2 separate regions of the Homo sapiens genome follow, and region 1 is linked to region 2. The links are chromatin loops, found by intact Hi-C in ENCODE. Cell type or tissue: HCT116. All regions are shown on one strand. Each heading gives the region's core, and the rest is flanking DNA. Links, peaks and the distances in the headings are about the cores only. Region 1 overlaps ASTN1 (astrotactin 1). Region 2 overlaps CRYZL2P-SEC16B (CRYZL2P-SEC16B readthrough).

Region 1 (12,307 bases), core at 1,421-9,420, 1.0 Mb after region 2:
GTGCCATGGAAGGGGAGAAATCGGGTGCCCACTTTCTCATGTATTGAACACACGACCTTCCTTGCCAGAGCATTATGCTCTAATGAGCTTTGAATTACCCAGTGACCCTGCCGCCCTTCCCTCCACATGCTATCTACAATGGTTTCCCATGAAATGTGTCATTTCACCTCTACTGGAGCACAGATGTGCGGAGACCATCACAGATTACCATCTCTCTCTCTGTAGGACAGTAAGCAGAAGAGTGTGCCTCAGAGGCTTCCAGAGAAATGGAGGCAGGAAGCTATCACTGCTGAAATATAAATTTGACTCCATCAAACTTTTCCCCTTGGGAGAAGTCCTGCATGGCTTGAGCCTGCATGTCAGAGCCCATCAAAAAGTTTGGGAATCATTATTTGTAAAAGAAGTGAGGTTGCCATTTAGTAAAAGAGAACCCATTTCTAATAGGAATTATAGTTGCATGTCTTATGAATCATCTAAGGTAAGGTGAGGCAGGATCAGCTGCAAGAATCTATCCCTTTTCTCCCAGAGGCCCTGAATATGTTCATGTATTTATCTCTCATACTCATCTCCCAACAGAGCACCCACTTCATAATCTGGAACGGAAGTATGCATCTTAGTGAGTCTTCCTGAGATTTGACCAGCCTCCTAAGTAATTAATCAACTAAAAATCACTGGTAGGAAAAGAGGGGAAAGATGACAAAGAAAAGGAGTTGAATGGGAAAAATCATTTTAATCTCATTAGCCAATTATGCCTTATACCACTAATAAGTCAAGAAGCCATGAGCATCTCACGAAAGGTGATTAACCTTGTGTATTTTAGGGGTCACTGAAATATGAGCTCATTTGCTCAACCTTTTTGTTAGGGGAGGGCTGTTGCCATAATAAATGGAGTTTTCTTCTTAAGCCTGTAGTTTATAAAGTCCCTAGGAATGCTAAATATAACCTATGCAAAGAAGGGTTAATATATGACCTTGGGGGTCTCTCCTGATCAAACAGTTCTCTTTCAAGGAATAAGTGGAGGCATTGTCCAGAGCCAGGAGAAAAGAATATCCAGCCCTTGCAAACAGAAAATGCATGCTTCTCCTGGAGGCAGGATTTCTTTCTGAGAACAGGACTCTGGCAACAAACACTTCTAGGATGAAGGGCATGGTTTGGAGACTCTGGTTTCTTTGTACTTAGCTATAGATTTTGAGGGAACCCAGAATGTGGATGCAACAGCAGAAAGAAGATTCAGGCAAAAAACAAAACAAATTTATACCTTAGGAAACTCCTTAAAGAATGTGTGTTCGGGTTCCCAAAGGTTAAGAAGAAAATTATTTTGGGTTTTAGCCTTTTTTTTTTCTGGAAATCTTTCTAAAATGTTTTACTCTGAACTGCAGCCTAAGCAAGTTCCAGTGCAGTAGGGATAATTGCATCTTTTTCAGTGATTGAGGATCTTGACTCGCCATCAAGGTCGTCACTCTGGACACTTTATAATGTTTTGTCCTAAAATATTTACACTCAGTATTTTGGTACTTCATGTGTGTGTATGCATGCATGTGCGTGTGTGTGTGTGTGTGTTTGTGTGTTTGAAAAGAGAGAGAGAAAAAAAAGAAAGAAAGAAAATACTAGGCTGAATCTACAAATCCATAATTGACCCCAGAACACACTCTGGGAATTCCTTAAAGCAATCACCAAATCTACAGGATTGCTTTGCTTTGTTGACACATTGACTTTGTTTCTTTAGGGATTCTCATGAATCCAGATTTTATCATACTAGAGAAGCAGCATGGCGGAGTAGATGGAAAACACACATGCTTTCAGGACAGACAATCTAGGCCCGAAGTCTGATCATGCCATTTTCCACCACTGGGACCCTAGACAAGTTACCTCATCTTTCTGAGTCTAATTTTCCTCATCTTTAAATTGTAGAAGATGAAATGTACCTGTGTTATTGGGTTGAAGATAACATATGTAGACCATTCTACACAAAGAATTGCTTAATTTCTGATAGCTATTAATACTATTTTTGGCTTTATTGATAAGTAAAAAAATAAAAAACCTGGACAAGACAGCTAACTGTCTTTTCTGCAAGTTGCCTAAGAGAGTATGAATTTCAGCTGGTCCAATTTGGGATAGCAGTGGTCATCTAGACGTTAAAGCCAGGCAAGATGTGGTTTTGGAATTCTGAAACAAAGCCTGCTCATGTTTCATTCAACAAAGTCTTTGTCAAAAATCATGCTTGAAGGAGAACTCTGAAAAAAGCGGGTGGTTGGAAAGATGGAAACTACTGGCTAGTGACTGAGGTAGCTAGGTGGTACAAGGGCTGAAACCATATGAGGTGGGAATAAAAGAAGGACTGACTTTATCTGCTTAATGGCTTCTAGCAAGCTGTCTAGAAGGAGGGAAAAATAAACCAAACTCATGGCAACCAGTGCAGCCCATTCAATTCCAATCAAACTTCCATGTCTTCCAGGTTTCTATCCTGCATCCATGCCTGGGCAGCCGCACAGTGCTGAAGCCAGCTCCCTTCTGGTGGCACATCTGGCCTAACAGCTGGGTGGCCAAGGAATATGATTAGTGGGAGGCTAGCAAAACATGGGGGGCAATCCTCAGCTGCCTCATTTGCTTGTTTACCATCATCTGGAACAGCTGGGTTTGCACAGCACGAGGCAGCCCTTGGAAACTTCTTTAAATGCTGTCACCTTCCAGCACTCCAGCTGCCTTCATGGGGAGAAAGGGAGATGGACCAGGCTGGGAGCCTGGCAGGCCCACAGGGGGCCATTTGTTTGGGAAGTTACAGAATTAGTGTTAGCAAACAGTGCATATCCTGCCTGGTGATGATCTTCAACTAAGAAAGAGGAGGAAGGAGAGGTGAGTTTTCAGAGGCACACCTGCAGCAGCTGTGGGCTACTAAGACAAGGTGCTTGGCAGCAAAGAGAAAGTGCAAACCAGGCAGTAGGGAGGGAGGGGAGATGTTTAACACTGTGTTTCATTGAGTTTAGAAAGTTTTGCTTTAGTTTGGTGTTGGTTTTGGAGGAGTGTGTTAACTTGTTGGCGATATGTATACAGCATAGTCATTAAAAGCCCCAGCATTGGAGTCAGATCTGGACAGACCCCCAGTTCTGCCCGACTCCTGCTGCTTGACCTTGTGCAAGTTATTTACCTGCTTCCAGCCTATTAGAAAGGATTAGCTCTAATGCAAATGTACAGAATCTGTTGCACAAGCAGAAGGTGCAGGATGGGGAAAAAAAGTCATTGACTTTGAAACAGAGCCCAGTGCAGTGAGAAGAGTTTGTGAATTAACTGGCAATGTTAATGGTGTCCTTACCTCTAAATAGGGATAATATAGGGTATTGTGAGATAAAATACCTAAAGTACTTAAGCATAGTGCCAAGCTCCTCATAAGTGTTCAGTAAACGGTGACTACTGTGTAAACGGTTAAGTGTGGTGTGTGCTAATGATGAAGCAGCTAAGTTACGGACTCCACAGCCAACCTACAAAGGGTTCAAGCATGGTTCTGCCAGGAGCAGCTGTGTGACTTTAAGAAAGTGAAACTCTCTGTGCCTCAGTTGCCTCATATGCAAAATGGGGATGATCATACTGCTTACCTCCTGGGGGTGTTGTGAGGATCACATGAGTTAGTGAGCACCTTAGACCACGGCCTGGCATATAATAGGTGATGGGTAAGTGCTGTAATTGCTCACCAAGTCCTTTTGTCTTCTCCTGGGAAAAGACATCCCTTCTTAGATATTCTCTTTGCTATAATTCTTGGGGAGTATATTACTGAGGACAAGGTAGTGCTGAAAAGCTAAATATTTTGCATTAAAAGCATCCAGCCAAATCCAAGTGCAGCACCTGTGGGTGACCATATAGTAGGTACCCTTGTGTCTTAGGTGTCTTCCAAAGAGCATCCCTGACACAGGGAGGTGATGACACAGCTACTCCCACTATGAGAGCAACCCCCCTCTAAGCTTACAGGGAATGTTCACTTCCTCCTTCAGGCTGGAAGCCCTGGCTCAGTCCATTCCCCCCAACACTGCTATTTGGTACCATTGTTGACAAAGGGCTTTAGACACTTAAAAAACTCATAGTACCACCAAGGCCAAAGAGCAGCACTTCCTTCCTGTAGCCCAGTGGAATCTTTGCAAATGCATTTTCATTCTGGCCCATCACTTCCACTCTCCTGCCAGCCAGAGGCCCATTTGGGAGGCCAGTACACCTCGGCTGTGTCTTGCTACAGTGCTCTCTTCCAGCCTTTTTGGAGGAAGTGTCTTTAATGCAAATGTGTGTGATCAGTGTCTAGAGAGAAGAAGAAAGACGTCAAAAAAGGTCACTTGTTTTTAAAAGAAGTCTGCTGTGGTAGGAAATTCATGGATTACTTGCGAATGTTAATAGTTTCAAGGCTGAGTGCTACAAATTGGTGTCAGTGGTTACACTCAGTTCCCAGAGAACTCAGTTCCCCGATTCACCCACGTATGTGGATGTTTTCTGATTGTGCCAGTGCCCATCTGGACTCAGTCCCATGAAGGACAGCTCTGGCTGCTATGACCGCCACATCGGGGTGGACTGTTCCGACGGCTTCAACGGCGGCTGTGAGCAGCTGTGCCTCCAGCAGATGGCGCCCTTCCCGGACGACCCCACCTTGTATAACATCCTCATGTTCTGTGGGTGAGTTGAGCTGCCAGCGAGGCCACCTGGCGTCCATCTGTCCCAGGACGCAGGACTTTCAATGCTAAATCCAGGAAATGTGAGTGAATAGGTCACCCTAGGCCATCCCTTAGTCTCTGAGGAAAGAGCCTCTAGGACTTGGGGGGGAACATTTTTAAAGTCGAGGGGGAACATTTTAAAGTTGTGTGGGACCTAAGTCTAGTCCAGCCCCTATAGATGGGGAAACTGAGTCTGGGGAATTTACCTGCAAGGGGAAGTTAACTACATGGTTTACTTAAATCATTCTCCAATTAAACCAGCATTTTCCAAGTTGTGTTTTGAAAGGCTATGTTAATTAAGTGTTTTGTGACAAAAGGTTTTTATTGTTTAAAACTCGGGAAAGAGTGTGCAAAACTAGTCAATTCTCAAAAAAGGGGGGTGGTCTTTGGACAAATGGAAACTTTTCTAAATTCTGCCCCCAAAGTCCCAGCACTGTGTGCAGCCACTCCTCCTGAGGCACAGTGATTCCTCCGTGTGAAGAGCCCTTTCTTGCAGGCAGGCTCTCCCACCCACCTCAGTTCATCTCTTCTCAGGATCACTCTGTGAGGGAGCAGGGCAAGCAATGCAAACCCATTTTACAGATGGAAAAACTAATGCACAGTGAGGTTAAGTGACTCCCTCAAAGCTGGGAAGATGGTGAGTGAGAAGATTACGACTGGATTCAGGCCCTCCCTGATTTTTCAAAAGTTCTGTGGTTCTCTGGAAATTTAAATTTATACTGCTGACTGGAATTATATTTAAAGACATTTTATGCTATATTTATAAAGTAAACAAAGATTCAGCTATTCTTCTACAGCCATAGTTAGCTTGTCTATCCTTCCCCCACTCTCCATTCTCCCCCCTCTCCCTCCCCTCCCCTCTCTCTTCCGACCTGCTAAGGACAGAACTTACTTTATGCCACAAACTGTGCCGACCACTGAGCTGCAAAGATAAATAACATATAGTTCTTGCCCTCAAGGATCTCACAGTCTGATAGGCTTGCAATGATAATCAATGTTTATAGTCATAAAACTAGGCTGGATTGTTGCCCAAAGCCAGTGCCTGCTGAATAATCATGTAATGTTATTTTATTGTGTTTCATTTTATTTCTTTGTAATTGAACCATTTTCACATTCAGTTTCTTGTAAACTCTCATACCATAAATGGAAGCTTGCTCTATATCTTAATATTCTCTGTAATGTTATCATTAGGGTTGACCCATTTCAATTAATAGAGGTCAATTCAGCCAAAGTTATATAAATGTATTTATTTAATAAACATATATTTGAGCACCTACTTTGCACAGAGAACCCTGGGTGTCAGGTGTTGGAAAAAGAACAGGATACCCGACCTGATCTTTCCCCTCAAAGGAGTTTACAGTGGGACACATGGTCAGGAGAATGAGGAAGATGAGGCAGTGTGAAAGGGGAAGCTGTCCAGATGTTCAAGGTGGACTGAGAGGGAACCAGCCAGCTTCAGAATTCTTCCTAGAAACACTGTGCTATTGCTCAAGGAAGGAACCACTTCACTATCTTGTCCCAGACCTAAGCTGGTGTCATGGAATCCTCTGGGAATCTTGAGTCACATCTATTTCCTGGACTAATGTAGTAGGACCTGGACTGGATTTCTTTCCTGTTTCAATAAGAATCAGACACACGTGTGTTTAGCACTATCTAAGGTACTATATATAGCGTGCCGAAGAAGTCCTTGATTTGAGATTCTTATATAAAGACCAAATCACATACATTTATAATTAAAGAGCTCTAATCACACCTGTTCACACAAATATATAAATGGTAAATGGAAAAAGCAGTTAAAGGTGCATGAACATGGGCCTCATTTGCACCTCTACTTCTACAAATAGTAATATTTAATGAACACTAGCTATGTGTTAGGCACTGCATAAGCTCATTACATGCAGTCTCTCAATCTTCTCAACAACCCAGTGAAGCAGCTACTTTTTTCCCATTTCTACAGTTTTGGAAACTGAAGCTCAGAGAGGTTAATCAGCTGGCCCAAGGTTTCCATGTAAAGGACAAAGTCACTGCTATTACAATATTGCTTCTCGCTATATTATTCCTTGTTCCTCTACATAAGACAGAGTTCTTTATCTTATTATAACAGTGACTGTGGATAGGAATAAATGATGTGCTTTAATATCATGAGCATCTTTAAATTCTAAATTTGGTTTATGCCCAATGAGAGACCCAGATTAAATCAATATTCTTTTTTAATGACAGCCTTATGAGAAAAGTTCTTACTTTAGCTAAAAAATGTAAATTCTTCTCACTATAACTACAAATAAGGTCCAATTAATGACTTATGAGTTGCTGACCCATATTTACTAACATTGATGTTGCTTTTCCATCCTAATGAGGAGGATGCCAAGGAAGCAGTTGTTGGTTAATGGTGCACATGGCATTCACACTGTGTGCCCTAGGGTCTATTTAGTTCAGGAAGGCTACTCCTAATGGAGGAGGAGTTTTTATGGGTTGATATTGTGTTTGGATACATTCAAACAGTACAGTGCCAGGAGATGATAAATCTTTCTAATTTCTTAGTTGACTTATCACAGGACCAGATTAGAAAGTTATTAATTTCTTAAGCATGGTGTCATTCCTTTTGCTGCCTTATTACCCTTCAAACAAATGCAGGGTCTGACCATGTAGATGGTTCTTAAGAAAAGCTCTAGAATATCTTGGATTTAAATGTGCTAACTCATTTGCAAGCTTATCTTCAGTGATTCTTACCCTGACCTATTTGGGTAACTGTACAGTTATTAGAGGAGAGGCTACTCTAAAGTTCTGACAGCACTTCTCTGCACAGCAAAGGTGAGAGATTTAGTCTGATCACATGATGAAAGGAGCCTCAGTTTACAGGCTTAAAAAAACAATGAGTCAAAATCAAATTGGAATATAACTTGGAAATCTAATCTTTGGTGATCCAACATGCTGTCAAAGGCATTTCCTCCCAATATACGGGGTTGACTTGCCTGCATGGGTCATTGATGGAATAACTTCTTATATTGAGCTCTCCTCTGTGCTAGGTGCATCGAGGACTACAAGCTTGGTGTGGATGGACGCTCTTGCCAACTCATCACGGAGACCTGTCCAGAGGGAAGTGACTGTGGGGAAAGCAGGGAGCTTCCCATGAACCAGACCCTCTTTGGGGAGATGTTCTTTGGTTACAACAACCATTCCAAGGAAGTGGCTGCCGGACAGGTGCTGAAAGGAACATTCAGGTAAACCTCATATACATAGAACTGATTGTTCAAGACTGTTGGTGGACTTTCTCTAAAGAGTTTGCACTAGCATAAAGCTTTATATGTTGGAGCAGGGTAAATATGATATGTCTAAAGGGATAGACTACATTCTTACCCTTGGTCTTCTCCAAGTCTACATTCCTTCTTCCAGAATCCAAGAACCATGCTTAGTTTGGATTAACAGTAAAGTGTTAAATGAGATTTTACTTTGCCCAGGCAGGGACTGGAAGATTTTGCATGGAAGCCCACACGAAAATGCTCAAGCTCCATTTCCCTATGAATGGAAGCATCAGTGTGTGAGTCAGTCTAGAACAGCAGTCTTCACAGTGTCATCCAAGGATACCTAAGGGTCCCAGGAACCCTCTTAGGGCATATCCAAGGTCCTGCCTTTTCCAACTACAGAAAAGCTGAATTTTCTTCCCAAACAAGATATTACCATAAATTGAATTCAGATATGAGAATCCAGCTATCTTCAATTGTTAGATATTTTTTAAATTTGCAAAAAATATAAAATATTACTTCTCTCATGTTTTATAAAATATGTTAATATTGAATGAATTCATTGTTTTTACGTGAATTAATAAATTTTTAAAATTTCTATTTTAACTTCTAATATTGTACATATTGATAGACATAATTGGGCCTTTTTATATAAATATAATAAAGCTACTTGGGGCCTTCAATTATTTTTAAGAGTGTAAAGGAGTCCTGAGAATAAAATGTTTCAAACCATTGATTTAGAATATTTCTAGGTGGTTCTCCATTCAATGCCTGTCCCTGTTCTGCCTTGGACTATTTAAATACATCTTCTTAGAACCCATGGGAAAATATTTTCTGGGAGATGATGATGAGGAAGAGGAGGAAGAGGAGGAGGATGTCAGTATTATGATATGGACCAGCAGTTGACAGCAACCTGGGCCTAGACCCTCATGAGCAAACTGATAGTCAATTTTCAAGACAGTTTTTGGAATCAGCTGCTTTTTCTGTTGTAGACAGGAGACATTACTAACATTTCCCCTTTTAGCCTGGGAATTGGTTTGCCAAAGGCAAGAAGTGAGGTGTCATCACTAATCTAGTGGTGGCTGAAGTCTTCACTGTAGTCTAGAAATGAGACTGCCTCTGCCTAGATCTTGTCGAGAGGAGGTCAGGAAGTAGGGACTGAGTTGGGAAAGAGGAAAGCATAGTCTTTACCCTTTTGGTAGATCTTTTCAGCTGGTTTATTTCCCATTTCCGCAGCCCTCACCCCACCAATCATACCCATTACGTCTTACTCCGACATGTATTTACAGTGGGGTTCAGGTGAGGGGAACTTCTTGGTTCAGAAAGAATTTTACATTGGGAGGCCATTTACTGTGGCTCACGCCTATAATCTCAGCACTTTGGGAGGCCAAGGTGGTGGGTGGTTCGCTTGAGCTCAGGAGTTTGAGACCAGTCTTGGCAACATGGTGAAACCCCATCTCTACAAAAAATACAAAAAATTAGCCAGGTGTGGTGGCACATGCCTGTAGTTTCAGTTACCTGGGAGGCTGAGGTGGGAGGATCACCTGAGCCCAGGAGGTCAAGGCTGTAGTGAGCTATGATTGTGCCACTGCACTCCAACCTGGGTGACAGAGTGAGACAATGTCCCAACAAAAATAATAATTTTACATTGTGGGTTGAAATTAGCCGGGCGTGGTGGCACATGCCTGTAATCCCAGCACTCAGGAGGCTGAGGCAGGAGAATTGCTTGAACCCTGGAGGCAGAGGTTGCGGTGAGCTGAGATCCTGCCATTGCACTCCAGCCTGGGCAACAAGAGTGAAACTCCGTCTCAAAAAAAAAAAAAAATGCTCAGTAAGGAGTCAGGTTCACCTGAACACTCAGAAATGAAGGTCTACCCTCTTTCTAGGCAAAACAACTTTGCTCGTGGTTTAGACCAGCAACTGCCAGATGGTCTTGTGGTGGCCACTGTGCCCCTGGAGAATCAATGCCTAGAGGAGATCTCGGAGCCCACCCCTGACCCTGACTTCCTGACTGGTGAGTGTGCCTTCTCAACCTTATTCAACTGGCACAAACAGGCAGCTCCCTGCAGTTTCATAAAATTAAGATTTGACCTCACTTATTTTGGTTTCTAAGCCAGTGATTTCCTTCATACACAATAAAAGCTCAGCCATAAAACTGAATGCTAGTAGGATTATTTTTCAATAAAATTGTTGATATTATCATATAATCTCCTTCAAAGTGGTCCTAATAGTGTATTTTCTTGTTAGTTTCACAGAGATGCATTGAAAACAAATAAGATAATGGTTGCTTAGAGTTCTTGGGGGATTAGAGGAAGTGACCAGGTCACAGAGGCAGAGAGAGAAGCTAGATTGCTACTCTCACCTAAATATCCATCATTGCTACTGTTGGGTTTCCTGGCAAGTATTTACCAAGCATCACGAGGAAATAGAAAATGACAGTTTTGTTGTCACATGACCCTGGGTTTGCATCTCTGCTACTTTCTAGCTGTGTGCCATTAGACAATAGAGTCTCATGTGGCCTCATGGTCCCCCATCATAAGATGGGGATAATAATGCCTGCCCCTCAGTATTGTTTTGAGCCCAGCAGTATTCTTCCTTCAGACTCATTGTGGAACAAACACACAGATTAATTAGAAGAGGCAGGAATCTCTGGGTATGCTTGCCTGTGTCTCTGAAGACCCCCAGCTGGCACCTCCCGGACCAAGGAAGAGACTTCAAGGTGTCCCATGGACTAATGAGAGGCGGCTGACTGAGATTTGGCAACACTTGCTAGAAGACTAGACATGAGTTCAATTCCACTGATTGCTTTGTACGTTTCTCTGTTACACTTCTCCCTATTCATTCTGTCTTCCTTATTCAATACCTTTGTAGACCCAGAAAGTCTGAGACAGGTCTCAGTTAATTTAGAAAGTTCATTTTGCCAAGGTTGAGGACGTGCACCTGTGACACAGCCTCAGGAAGTCCTGACAACAATGTGCCCAAGGTGGTAAGGGCACAGCTTGGTTTTACGCATTTTAAGGAGACATGAGACATCAATCTATATATATATATATATATATATATATATACATATATATATATATACACACACACAAAGTACATTGGTTTGGTCTGGGAAAGGTGGGACAACTGGAAGCAAAGGCAGGAAGACTCTAAGAGGTGAGGGGGCTTCCAGGTCACAGATAGGTGAGAAACAAATGGTTGCATTCTTTTGAGTTTCTGATTAGCCTTTCCAAAGGAGGCAATCAGATATGCAATTATCTCAGTGAGCAGTGGGGTGACTTTGAATAGAATGGGAGGCAGGTTTGCCCTAAGCAGTTCCCAGCTTGACTTTTCCCTTTCGCTTAGTGATTTGGGGGGCCCAAGATATTTTCCTTTCACACCTTCCTCTCCTTTTTCCCTCCTTTTCTGAAGAATGAGTTCAGCTAAGGGTAGGTCTCTTCCAGACATCAAGTTATGTTAAAAATGTGAGTTTAGACCTGAATGGGAAGAGATGTAGGTCTGTCTGATATAATATAGCATAGTGATTAACAGCCTCAGCTCTGGAGCCTGGCAGCAGGGCTTAGCTCCTCACTGGCTGTGTGATCTAGACACATTACTTAACTTCTCTGTGCCTCAATTTCTTGTACCTGTAAAAATGGGCATTCTAATACTATCTTCCTCATAGGATTGATATGAGGAATAAATAAATTCATATTTGTAAAGTTTTTAGAACAGTTCCTGACCCATAGTGGGATCTATGTGTGTTGAATAAATAAATATTTAAAAGAAAAAGGAAAATAGTATGAAAACTATGAAGTAATATCTACCTTATAGAAAAGAAAGAGCAAGAGAAAAAACAATTAAATATATTCTGGACCAGCAATAAATCTCTTCAAAATCAGTTGCCCTATGAAATATTACATGCACACGCGCACATGCACACATACACACACCTGAAGAAATTAACTTGCAGCTTCCGGACATATCCCTAAAGCCTGCATCTCTGGCATTAGGGAATCTAGTTTCCTTGTTGCCACACCATTTGGGCAGACACATTCCACATGTGTGTGTAAAATGCCTTGAAGACGTGCGAGGTGGCACATACAAATAGCGTAGGTACCACACCAGTAATAAGATACGTGGCTCTGTTTAAAGATCTGCAGGACACCTCTCTCACAATATAACTTATGGTGGAGAGAAGAGATTTTACTTCAGTTATGAGATAGCCAGAAAAGTCCTGGATGTTACCTGAAGCTTTTGGGGAGGAGAGGGTGGATAAAGCTGAGAAACATCAGAAAAACATGTGGTTGACTCCCCTTCTGTGGGAACAAGGAAAGATCCAAACCTGGTGCTCATTCACGATAGAAAGTACTTCCTGCACATGCCATTGGACCT
Region 2 (12,307 bases), core at 2,650-10,649:
AAAGCGATGCTCATGTTCCTAAGGAAGCTGCCAAAATCTAATAGAATTATGCAAGGCCCTGAGCCTTGTGGGCAATGGGTAAAGAGGTTCCCTGGGCTTGGTCCTCGCTGACTATCCTTCTCTCCGCAGCTTCACCAGCACGCTGGCGCTCAATGACCCACTGCAGACCCTCTTCCAGCTCATGTCGGGGAGGATTCCACAGGCAGCCACGGTACCCCTATGACAGGATTCCTTTATCACCCAGGCATCCCAAGGGCTTGAGGGGGCGGGGACTGCTCAGGAGTGCACTGATGGCTTTCAGGAGCAAAAGTGATGATAATATTAATGGTTTGTTAATCACCATGTGCCAGGCCCTGTGCTAAGTGCTTTGATGCATATTATTTGGTTTAATGCATAGAGGTAGGAAACATTCTTTCTGCTTTGCAGATGTGGAAACTGAGCTCCAAAGGTGTAAGATGACCCAAGATCAGAGATAGTGAGTAGTGGGGTCAGGATCTGTCCAGGTCTGTCTGACTCTGAAGACCTTGGCCTTCCCAAAATGTCAAAGCTGCCTGCTCTGCTGTGAATGGCAAGAGGACCTGTGCCTGTTCTGCAGGCTTCCCCTGGCAGGGCTGCCCTTCTTTTCTCTGGAGGAATGTTTCCCACCACTGCACACTGGCACTTCAAAGCTGGACATACTCGATTTCAATCTTCTAGAGTTGATGTGGCTGAGAGTCTGAGGCTAGCTTGATAGTTTTCCCATTATAGGAGACTTGATCTTTTGGCCCCAAAGTATTCCTTCCTTACCTTTGACGTCCAGTCACTTTACTAGATTATGCTCTGGTGTTGACTGTCTGGATCGATTTTTTTCCTTGGGGTATATATAGCATGCCCTTTTAATATGTACATTCATATGTTAGAGTTCAGGGATATTTTCTTGGATTATATCCTTCAATATTTGTTTTGTTCCCATTATTTTGGTTTCCTTTTCAGGAATTCCATGTACACATATTTCATATATATACACGTATGAATTATATCTATAATTTTCTCTTTAATAATTTTTTATTCTCTTTTTTCCTCTCTTGCCCTCCTTTCCTTCCTTCCTTCCTCCCTCCCTCCCTCCTTTACATCCTCCCTCCCTGTCCTCCCTCCCCTCCCCTCCCTCCCTCCCTTCCTTCCTTCTTTCCTTCCCTCCTTCCCTCCCTCCCTCCTTTACATCCTCCTTTTCTTCCTTCCTTCCTTCTTTCCTTCCTTCCTCCTTCCTTCCTTCCCTCCTTTCTTTTTTCCTTCCTCTGTCCTTTACTGTGTTTTCACTGGTGTCTCTTACTTTTGTGCTCTTTTGTTTCTGTCTTTATTTCTTCAATTTCCCCCTACTTTTTTCCTGAGCTCTGAACATTACATTCATTTCCTGTTATCTACCATCTATTTCCTGAGCTCTAGTAACTCAGATTATGCTCTTGCTTCATAGATGCAATTGCTTCATTATTTTACTTAAATTCATGACAAAATGTTTGGTGATAATTTTTCATTTGTTTTGTGGTAACATTTTTGTAGTGAATGTTCTCTCTCCTCTCTATTTTTCATGTTACCTTCCTCTTTCTGTCTTAGGGTGTATTTGTATACATTCTGTGCTTGTTTTCTCATATTACATAACTTTAAAGGAGTTGACTCTTCCCTGGATTTTTATTTCCAGTTATTTATATTAGGTTTGTGCAGAGGATGGGCCAGGCCATATTCCAGGCCATCCGACATTTTCTGCAGGACCCAGTTTTCCATGTGAGCCTGAGTTGCCTTTGCTGCTCTCCAGCCAGTGGGGAGAGCTGTGGGGTCCTCTCCCTCGTGTCCTCTTGGCTTCCCGGGACATGGAGGCACGTCTGTCCAATCTCCATTACTTTTGGTAATGGAGCCTTTTCTCGTATCTTGAGGCTTGGGTTTTTGGTGAACACTAGTTTAAATAAAAATCGACCTCACACTTTTCATTTTTTTTTTTTATCCTTCTTATGGCTTGTGGCTAATTCCAAGAAAAGAGAAATGATTTTCATGCCCCATCATCAAATCAACCGGCTATTTTGTAGCACAGAGTGTGCCTCACAATTCAGTGGAATGGCCTGTGCTCCAGAATGGAATTGCATTATGTCACAAAGTACTAAATGCAGGAAATGATACAATTAGCTATGGTTCATTTTTTTTTTTTGTAATAGTAGAGTTAGCTTAATTTCCCCTATTTTTAGATGAGAAAACGGAGGAGCCAGAGGTGATGTGCCAATGCAGTATTTGATCTTAGGGAGTTTCCCAGCACTTTAGCATCTACTAAAAGGCTGGACTTCAGTTCCATGTGATGAATGGGGTGGTGGAAAAGCATGGCAACAGGACAACACAGACGTGGGTTTCACACAAGTTTAACCTGGACTCTATGTACATCTTTCTGCCAGGGGAACTTGGCTTTGTGTCTTAATTTCACAGAGCCTCAGTTTTTAATCTTTATGGGGATTTTGGTGCCCAGTAGAGTTATTGTGAAAATTAAGGGAGAGAGAACATCTGAACATATCAACCATCATGCTTGGCCCATTTTCGTTAATTAATAAATGTTGGTGCTTTCTCTCTCTCTCTCTCTCTCTACTGTGTCCCCTCCGCCTCTCCATTGATCTGATTTATAGTGATCTTTTCAAATCACCAGCGAGGAGACAGAATAATGACCTCTAAGTTTTTCTTTGTGTGTGTGTGTGTGTGTGTGTGTGTGTGTGTGTGTGTGTGTGTGTTTAGCAAGGGATTTCCTTCCCTTTTGCTGGTTTCTGTAGATCCAGCAAGAAGCAGTTTGGCTTACATGTTAAAATGCAGGTCATAATAGGACTTAGCACATGTGATTATTGGTAGGAGAAATGCTTAGCACAGGATATAGTTCATGGTTCGATGTGACACATGAGAACTGCTATTATTATGATTTATCATCACCATTATTGTTATCATCCTCTTCTCACTGCATTGACCAGATCAACAAGGACTGGGTATAAAATGGAGTTGAATAAAGCATCTTTTATTCCCTGGGATAATTACAAAGACCAAGTAATTATGAATGGTTTTAACTCCAAATCTTAGTTATTATTGGCAATCTTCTGCCCTACCTATCTATATAACAAATTGGAAGGTAGGCGGCTATGCAAATCACCTCTTTCCTCTGCTGAGCTTCCAACTGTGTGTGTGTGTGTGTGTGTGTGTGTGTATTTATACCTACATGTAATTGATTAAGTGCAAACCAAATGTGAAGCACCATGCGATGTGCTTTACACAACTATCTTATTTTATTATCAACAATAACCTGTTAGGTAGAAATTACGATCTCCATTTTAGGGATGAGAAAACAAAGGTTCAGAGACATTAAGAAACTTGCTCAAGGTAGGTAAGCTAGTAAGATGCAGGACTCGAGTTGGGGCCTGTGTTGTTTCCATGACATTATATTGTTTCTTTATTGATATTTTCTGCCTTGAAATTCTCCTTTATTTAGTAGGACAGCCTTAGGGAGAGATTGTGGGGAAAACACCATTGATGCGGGGCTTTGTACATTTCCACCACGCTGCTTACTCTTTTTTGCCCCCTGGTGGAATTCTGCTGCCTCTGCATCGTCCTAGCTGGGCCACTTGGCTTGATTTTCTTATTCTTAAAGTGGCAGTAGGAACTAGACTTCATAGGGTTCCTGTGAAGATTAAGAGGATGTGTGTGAATGGGCTTTGTAGAGCCAGAAAACATAGGCATTTGGTAAGACATTAAGCAGGCCCGTGTTCCCCCGACTTCTGTGACAGGCTGTGGCCTCTTCTACTCATAAGCCAAGGATGTTTGATCTTCCTTCTCCCACTGAAGCCTCAGGGTTTTTCTGAGTTTTGTCTCTAGCTATCTGGGGGTCAGGCACTGGGGAGAAATGTGAAAAATAGTAAGTGAGCAATGTCATTTTATTTATCCATTTTCCAATATCCCTGTGAATGTATGTATGTATGTATGCATGTACACGTATCTGTCTATCTGTGTCCTTCTGACAGTTTTACTTTTTTAAAGATGAGAGCTCTAAATCAATGAATGGCAGCATTGCAGGTGGTAGAGTGGGCATTCTCTGACCACTTCTGAACCAGGAAATAGACAACAGCCTTCTTTATGTACATCTGGCCATTCTTAAATGATTGTACATTTATTTTTTCTGGTGCTTTTCAGTGTTGTGGAGAAAAGCAGTGGGGAGACTGGAGGCCTCACTTGGCTGTGATTCTGTCGAATCAGGCTGGGGACCCAGAGCTGTATCAGCGTGCGATTGTTGCCATTGGGGACACCCTGGGTAAGCGACACCAGCATTTCCCCTCCGCTCCCCTCCCTGTCCCTTCCCTCCCCTCCCCTCCCTGTCCCTTTCCTCACCTCCCCTCCCCGTCCCTCTCCTCACCTCCCCTCCCTCTCCTCACCTCCCCTCCCCGTCCAGGTCAGCTTTAAACATCCTGCCCTTAGATTCTCAGGTTCTAGGTAGGGCCAGAGTCTATGCCCTAGGCTTTTCCTGGACCCAGGAGCCTCCATGTTTTGGGGAAAGAAACTCCAGGGAAACACGTGTCCTTCTTGCCTCTCTGTTTCACAGAATTTCTGCCGTGAGTGAATGCAGGCCAGGCCCCTGAGACTTGGTGTTCTGCTGCTGTAGGAGTCTCCTCTCAGCAGCTGATTTTCTAGCCCTGGGTCAGATTCCCCTGTGGATGGAGTTAACGCATAGGACACCTTGCCTCCTGTTGCTGTAAATTTCTCAGTGACCCAGTTCAATCAGATAGGAAATTCTGTTTTTGCCTGAACCACTCTGGGTTAACCCTGTAGTCTTTCTTGCTATCATCTCTCTGTGAATGTGGCCTTATAAACGCTTAGGGGGCTATTGAGTGTTCCAGATCAGTGGTTCTCAAATTTAGCCAAGAAGCAGAGCATCCAGAAATCATGGTGCTCCCATGAGGCTTTTTAAAATATTGCTCTGTTAAACTTTAATAGCTATGGGTTAGGTTGTGCCAAGTCAGATGGAGGCCATGCAGCACCCTGAGTGGAAGGGAACTAATGTTTGTTGAGCCCTTCTTGGGGGCCAGGCACTGTGCTAGGTATTGTATCTAGCTGAATTAACTCAATTTTGAGGCAGTGGAAAATGTATGGGAGAACATTTCAAAACATGTTGGTAATTAATATGATTTTTATGTTTGACTTCAGCAGGGAAAGCAATGCTGCCTCAGGAAGCCTAGTTTAAGAACGACCACTCTCAGTAGTCTCCTTCTTTGCTCAGGTGCAGGCATTTCAAACTCATTTTTCACCCTGAGGAAAGACTAAAACGTTTAGGGAATTCCTCGTAAAAAGTCCTTTAGGGAGAACGTGAAATTGTGCCTTATTCTGGCTGAAGAGAAATGTAACGTCTGAGGCCAAATGGGCTGTGGGAGGAGGAGTGGGGTTTAGGGGTCTGTGACTCACGCTATGAAAGGCTCATTCATTTAGTCCCATGTGGCTTCTCCCCTCTGACCCCCGAGGCCACTCTTCCATCTGTCTCCCATCCCACCCAGATGATGGCTCCCCATACGGGTGTGCTCCGTGATTGGGTCTTGTTCTCTTCCTCCCGCAGCTGGGAAGGGGCTTGTGGAGGCAGCTCACTTCTGCTATCTCATGGCTCACGTGCCCTTTGGCCACTACACCGTGAAGACAGACCATCTGGTCTTGCTGGGCAGCAGCCACAGGTATGCGACCTGGGAGAAAGGAAACAGTAAGGACATTTTCCAAGGGACTGTTTTAGCCCTTGTTGGGTTTTATGGATCCATTTTTCATTTTCTCATGTGAATTTCAGCTACCGCCGGCTCCCTTATTTGGGATTGTTATCTGTGCAGGTCTGTGCAAGGAGATGCCCCGTGGGCCCCACATTACAGCATTGGCGGGGGCCTCAGGCCACAGGTCCTCCTCTGCAAAGAGGTGGGCTGATGCCTTTGTGTGGTATTGTGCCCTTTGGCCACTGGGTGGCACCCTGGCTCCACAAGCTAACTTTGTTCCTTTAAAAAAACAACATTTTACATGTGGAGGCTTGTGGGTCCGTGTTAGGCAGCCCTGGGCCTGTTCTGAGAGCCTACCCAGGCAAAACTGGAAAATGGAAGAAGTTTATGTTTAGTCCCTCTTTGGGGCCCTAGCATCCCTACAATGACTTGGTGCACAAGCTACTTAGAGTCCCACTGGTGACATTCTCTGTTGGCCATAGCATTAGGCTTTTCCTGCAGGAGGCCCTCAATCAGCTCTCAGTGAATGAATGCATGGACAGAACGATTTGCTCCCTAGAGGCCCTCCCTGTTCTGTATCTCTCTATCCCCCTCCCCATACGTGTTAAGAGTCACTAAGCTCTTACGTTGTGCCAGGCATTTTCTTTGCACTATTTCCTTTAATTATTACACATTTACCCTATGAAGAAGTGAAGTGAAGCAAAGATTTTAATCGTCACTTATGGAGGAGGAAAACCAAGGCACAGGGAGATGAAATAACTTGTCTCAGATGGTACAGTGAGGGTGTGGGTGAGTTGGATTCGGAATCCAGGCAGTCAGCCTGCAAAGCCCTTTTAACTGTTGCACCACACTGCCTACCACTGAGGCAGTGTACCCAGCTCATTGCCTGTTCCTTCCAGGTTCCTGGTCTCTGATAGCACATGGCTAGCTTGTCAAAGAATCCCTTCTGTGCCAAATGTACAATAAGTGTGTATGGGCTAATATGTCTCCCCTCCTATGTTTACGTTGGTTTATGTTGAATGAGGAAATTCTTGGAAATAAAGTCCTACCCCCAGGAATAACCTGGTGATTGTGGTTTTTAAACACCATAGCAAGTTGTTGATGGGAGAAATTTTGGGTCACATGAGACTCTTGTGCCCACCACCTGCCCCAACCAGATCACATTCACTCAGTCCCCATCCTCACTGGTGGAATGAACATCCAATGTATGGACCCGTGTTTGATTTCTGGCTCAGCAGTCCTCACCTGCTCTGCCATGCCTTTTGGTCTCAGTGCTCCCGGAGTGTTACATGGCTCCCCTCTTTTGTGCGAGTTTGCTCAAACTAGGGGTGCCCTTCACAGGTACATGACAGGCTTTATGGGCATGGGGGCCAGCTCTCTGTGTGTCTAAGAGTAGGGCCCAGTGTCCTTCGAGGTAGCCTGCCTTGAGTTACCCTTCAGCAAGAAGGCAGGTGACCCCCCTTTTCTGCAGCCTCCGCCTCCCAGTGCCTCTGGTGCAGAGTTCTGTTTTGTTCCTTCCTCAGCCTCAAGGAGGGAGAGGGAGAGGAAGTGAAACACTCACTCTGGGAGCCCAGAGTCTCCTTCTTCTCTTGAAGCCGCCGCAGGCATCAGCCCAGGATGGAAACTCCCCCATGAAAGGCTGCAGCTGGTGTTTGGAGAGCCACTAGGATTTAACTCCTGCGTCCCCCACACCTCAATCTCTTTTATTGTTATTCTCTGGTTTTAGTCAAGAGTTTTTGAAATTTGCAACAACTGAGGCAATCCAGAGGACGGAAATCTTCGAGTACTGTCAGATGCTGGGCCGCCCCAAATCCTTCATCCCTTCTTTCCAGGTAACTGAGCCCAGATGAGGCCACCACCGTCACTGTCAGGCAGCTGCAGGCAGCTGTATTTGCAGCTTTGCTTTTTGGCACTTAGTACCTGGGGCTAAGTTATCTACTGAACTTTTCCTCATTAGCTTAAGCGTGGGAGGGTGTAGGATTTCTTTTTATGTCCCCTAAAGGTCTGTATTTTATAATATGAAGGCAAAACCTTGCAGAGGCCTCTCTGCTGGAGGCTCCTGCCTCACTGCTGATGTTTGAACGTCCTGCCTGCCGCCCCGGCCTGTGCCTCACTCCTGCTGTCAGCTCCTTCTCCCCATCTCTCCAGACAGCTCTCCCTTTCTTCTGAGCCTCCGCAGCTGTCCTGTGGGAGGGAGTGGGAGCGCAGGCCCAGCCCAGTGTCTGCTCACCCTCCCTCTGCTCCGCACTCCTTCTCCGGCCTCTTTTGAAATCCTCTGTCCTCTACCTCCGCCCTCACCCTTCTTCGTCCCACTCAGAGCATCAGCTGTGTGGGTGGTGTCCATACTGTGGTTTCCGCCCTCTTCTCAACGTTTCTACATGATGCTGTTGTCACCTTACATTCGTAAAGACCAGTGCTGACATCGTGTCCTCCTCCGTCTAAATCCTCTGTGAGCTCTGACGTCCAGCACCATCCCTTCCTCCATGCAGACTACCTGGGCCACACCTACGAGTATGACTGAGATGGCAGCCTTCAGTGGTCTCAGCTGTAAAATGGGATGAGAGTGGTGCCTTGTAATGGAGCTGGCATGAAATCGAGTTAGTTTCCTTAATGCTCGAGAACAGCGCCTGGCACACAGCAACTGCTTTCGGCGTTGACGTCATGGCAGGCACAGTGTGGCTCCCACAGCCGAATCCAGGGCCCCCCACTGACACTGAGCTCACGCTGCCTTGTGTTTTCTTGACTTTTATGCACAGGTATCTTATCTTCCTACCTTAGTTATCTTCTTTAGGTAGAGACATTTTCCAGCGATTCCTTGTTTCTCCTTCAGTGCTTGGTGTCGAGGGTACACACAGCAGCAGCAACAACAACAATTACAACAACATGCACACACAACACAAAGCCTTGAAAGTGAAATCCTGTGTCATAGAGAAATGGCCCAATTAGCTTCTTCTCTTTTTCTTTAAGTTCTGGGATGCATGTGCTGAATGTGCAGGTTTGTTACATAGGTATACATATGCCATGGTGGTTTGCTGCACCTATCAACCTGTCATCTAGGTTTTAAGCCCTGCATGCATTAGGCATTTGTCCTATAGCATCTTCTCTTTTTTAAGGGCTTTGCCAAAGACTCACCTTTTCCAGCAAAACCTTGCCCCATGAGCTCCTCTTTGCAGTTCCTCGACCGGCTCTTTGGTCTCTTTTTCTTTCCTTTCTTTATTCATCCCACCTGTCAGTTATTTTGGTGCTGCTTGGGGCTGATAGTAATGAGATTAGCTTCTGCGTGCCTGGCATTGTGGCATTACTCTTCTTGTGTATTGTTTCGAATCCTGTGAGGTAGGCATGATTAACTTCCTTTTACGAAAGAGAAAACGGAGGCCCGGAAGGGTAACATGCTATCGGCCCTCATCTCTTGCATGCGGTTTGTTCTCAGTACTTTACCTGAATTATCTCATTTAATCTCCATAACAACCAAGGGAGTAGGTAGTAGTAGTATTCCCATGTTGTAGAGAGGAAACCGAGGCACAGAGAGATGAGGTAACTAGCCCAATGTTTCACACCTCGCATGGAGCTTTTATTTGAACTTGGGTCTGTCTGATACCAAAGCCCTCACACTTGATCCTGCCCTGCCACTCATGCTTTCACGAGCGCTTACTTGTTTTTCTCAGTACTCTCCATTAGCTTGACGCCCTTTGCACTAGGGTCTAATTTTGCTTCTTTTTTTTTTTGAGACAGAGTCTCACTCTGTTGCCCAGGCTAGAGGGCAGTGGCATGATCTCGGCTCACTGGAACCTCCGCCTCCTGGGTTCAAGCAATTCTCCTGTCTCAGCCTTCCGAGTAGCTGGGACTACAGGTGCATGCCACCATGCCCAGCTAATTTTTGTATTTTTAGTAGAGACGGAGTTTTGTCATGTTGGCCAGGCTGGTCTCAAACTCCTGACCTCAAGTGATCCACCTGCGTCGGCCTCCCAAGGCATGAGCCAGCACACCTGGGCTATTTTTGCTTCTTTTAATGTCCGTCTTGTGCCTGGTGCTATGCCTCTACATCAGACTCTCTGGATATGTGGGGCTACCCAATAAATAAGGACTCCAGTGCACTTTGCATGGTGACCAGGACCTAGGAAGTTTGAGCGGATGGGACTCCTGTTCTTTTCTCTGTAATGCAGGAACTGCAGGCTGGATTTGGAGTTGTGCCCGTGCATAGATAAAATGCTCCAAATGGCACAAGCCTCTTGGTATTTGGATGCCAGAGTTAGCGGAAACTGACAGCTGACTTCCAAGAAGTCTTATCTATGTTTCTTTCTCCTTCTCTCCCTGCCTGGATGGACTAGTCACTGACTCTTTTCTCTTCACAGGTGTATAAGCTCCTTTATGCTTCCCGTCTGGCAGATTATGGCCTCGTGTCCCAGGCTTTGCATTACTGCGAAGCCATTGGTGCAGCTGTCTTGAGCCAGGGAGAGAGCAGTCACCCTGTGCTATTAGTGGAACTCATCAAGGTGAGCCTCTCAAAGGGTTCTGTGCAGTTGTTTTATCTTCACTATTCAGAGAAAGCCATCGTAGAGCAGCTTAGACTCTACATTTCATCTTCTTTGAACATGCCATAAAATTGGAGCCCACGGCCATCTTTGACCATGTATGCATGCCCAGATGCGATAAGCAGAGGCCCAACACTACACAAAGAAGGATCTTCTCTGGGCGGGTGGTGGTGGGATTGGAGACTGGAAACCATGTGTGTGTTACTCAAGAAATTCATTCTTGCATCTGCTTTTCTGGTACAGTAAAACTACATGCTACGGTGAACCATTCTAATTATAAAAGCTGGGCTTAGAAAATATATTTTAGTGATTAAAAGAGTAAATGATCCTTATTAAAATGCTTTTAAATGCATGGAATATTTTGTCACATGTGAGGTACATTTAAAATAGAAAACAAAAACATATCAACCTTTAGTTCCTAGGAAAGAAAACAACAATCAAGCAAATAGTTGTTTCAATTAATTGAAGAAAAATCCATTAGCTAGAGAGTAAAAAAGCAGCCTACCCTTAAATTTTTGCTTTGCCATAGATGAGGCCCAAGTGCTGGCTTCTTTAACGTATAAAATTTGTGGTGGTGAGCCTCCCCATACCCTGAAGTTTCTGCCAACAGGTTGATGGTTGCAAGGAGCTCAGGGATCCAGAATGAATTATTAGAAAAGTTTCAGTAACTAAAACTTGTTTATGGAATAAATCCTTGAAATACAAAGTAACATTAGCATCACCTGGGAGCTGGTTAAAAGTGCAGACTCTTAGGCCCTGCCCAGACGTATGGAATCAGAATTAGCATTTTAACAAGTTTACAATTAGAATTTTAACAAAATTCCTATGTATACCCTAAGTTTGAGAAACACTGTTACAGAGCAGACAGCTTTGCAGAGAAATGAAGCTGAGTAACTGTTTCTCCTCATATTTTATTTAGAATCTAGCACCCAAGACGGGTTGTTTATTTATGTTGCAATTTTGGGAGGATATCTGCTGAATTTGCTGTTTTTCGATTATTTTTTATAATGTAATTTACAAGTTAGTTAAGGCTCTCTTTCTCCTTTTTCCTTGTTTTCTCTTCCCCGTTGTCTTTCCATTTCTCTTCCCTCTCTCTCCTCTCCTCTCTTACTTTCTGCCCCTAACCCATCTGGAAACCTGGCACAGCTAGCAGAGAAACTGAAGCTGTCAGATCCTCTGGTTTTAGAAAGACGCAGTGGAGACAGGGACCTGGAGCCAGATTGGCTAGCGCAACTTCGGAGGCAGCTGGAGGTGAGTGGGATTGGAGCCAGGGCGTTGGGGGGACTGGCCTTTGTTTCCCTCTTCCCACCCCTAGACATGGAACAGGTAGGCACTGACATTAGCAAGTCCCTGGTCCCCATGCCTCACCCTGGTCTCTCCCATCACCCATGAGGCACAGTTGGTGTCTGCGCAAGGGGTGGGACTCAGCTTCCCTGCCACTGCTTGTCCCCTGTGTGGAAGCGTTTTCCTATGTTCGCATGTGACACGGTGGGGTGCTCTTCCCAGTCACTCTTGCCATCCTTCCCTGAGGCCCCAGAGAATATGTTTCATGACCATCAAAGCTTCCCCATCTCCGCTAGGAACAATGGATCACAGTGGACCAGTGTCACTTTCATGTAATGTGGGGCAATTGCTTAAAAGACTTCCGGGCCTTTTCCTTTTTGTTCTGACAATTGCAAAAGCTGCTGGTTGTAATTGGAACAGTAATTGGAACAGGGCCTCCTCCATTTTCTTTTTCCCATTCTGCTCTGAAGAAAAGACAGGGTGGATTTTTTAAAGCACACACAGCCTCTACCCCTTCTATCTGCTGCACGTGCTGAGGCCTACAGTTTAGTTCTTTCCATGCGCTCCTTCCTTCAGGGGAGGGTGGATGACTCTGGTCTCCAGCCATCTCTGCCTGCTCTGAGCAGAGCTGGGAGCCCTGTCCACGTGACCCCCCAGGCCCCTAAGCATACAAGCATTTCCCTTACCTTGTCTTTCCCACTGGAAGTTTCTTTTTGGCTTAAGTTTTGAATCACTTTGTTTCTCTGTTCTTGTTTTTCC

The links. A loop is a pair of places that touch in the nucleus more often than their neighbours do. Peaks named below come from ENCODE experiments on the same cell type or tissue, not always from the same donor. Only the 100,000 strongest peaks of a DNase experiment are listed, where the experiment ranks them.
Region 1: it touches region 2 in a loop (15-fold over the local background); 7 of 110 quality-filtered maps call a loop at or near these places.

The regions. Positions count from the first base shown.
Region 1 is chr1:176,941,528-176,953,834 of GRCh38, reverse strand. ASTN1 (astrotactin 1) reads left to right here. Exons shown (of 23, transcript NM_004319.3): 12 at 4,484-4,650; 13 at 7,715-7,909; 14 at 9,817-9,944. Among named protein-coding and RNA genes, the nearest start is that of MIR488, 82 kb to the left of the region's middle. In HCT116, for the core only: a CTCF peak has its summit at 4,608 (motif pointing right); a DNase peak (open chromatin) is centred at 4,644; H3K27me3 peaks cover 1,581 bases.
Region 2 is chr1:177,939,818-177,952,124 of GRCh38, reverse strand. It overlaps CRYZL2P-SEC16B (CRYZL2P-SEC16B readthrough), which reads left to right. Exons shown (of 32, transcript NM_001356506.2): 18 at 130-211; 19 at 4,183-4,300; 20 at 5,594-5,705; 21 at 7,459-7,564; 22 at 10,085-10,225; 23 at 11,411-11,515. It overlaps SEC16B (SEC16 homolog B, endoplasmic reticulum export factor), which reads left to right. Exons shown (of 26, transcript NM_033127.4): 12 at 130-211; 13 at 4,183-4,300; 14 at 5,594-5,705; 15 at 7,459-7,564; 16 at 10,085-10,225; 17 at 11,411-11,515. Among named protein-coding and RNA genes, the nearest start is that of SEC16B, 24 kb to the left of the region's middle. In HCT116, for the core only: CTCF peaks have their summits at 3,585 (motif pointing left) and 5,966 (motif pointing right); DNase peaks (open chromatin) are centred at 3,614 and 5,994.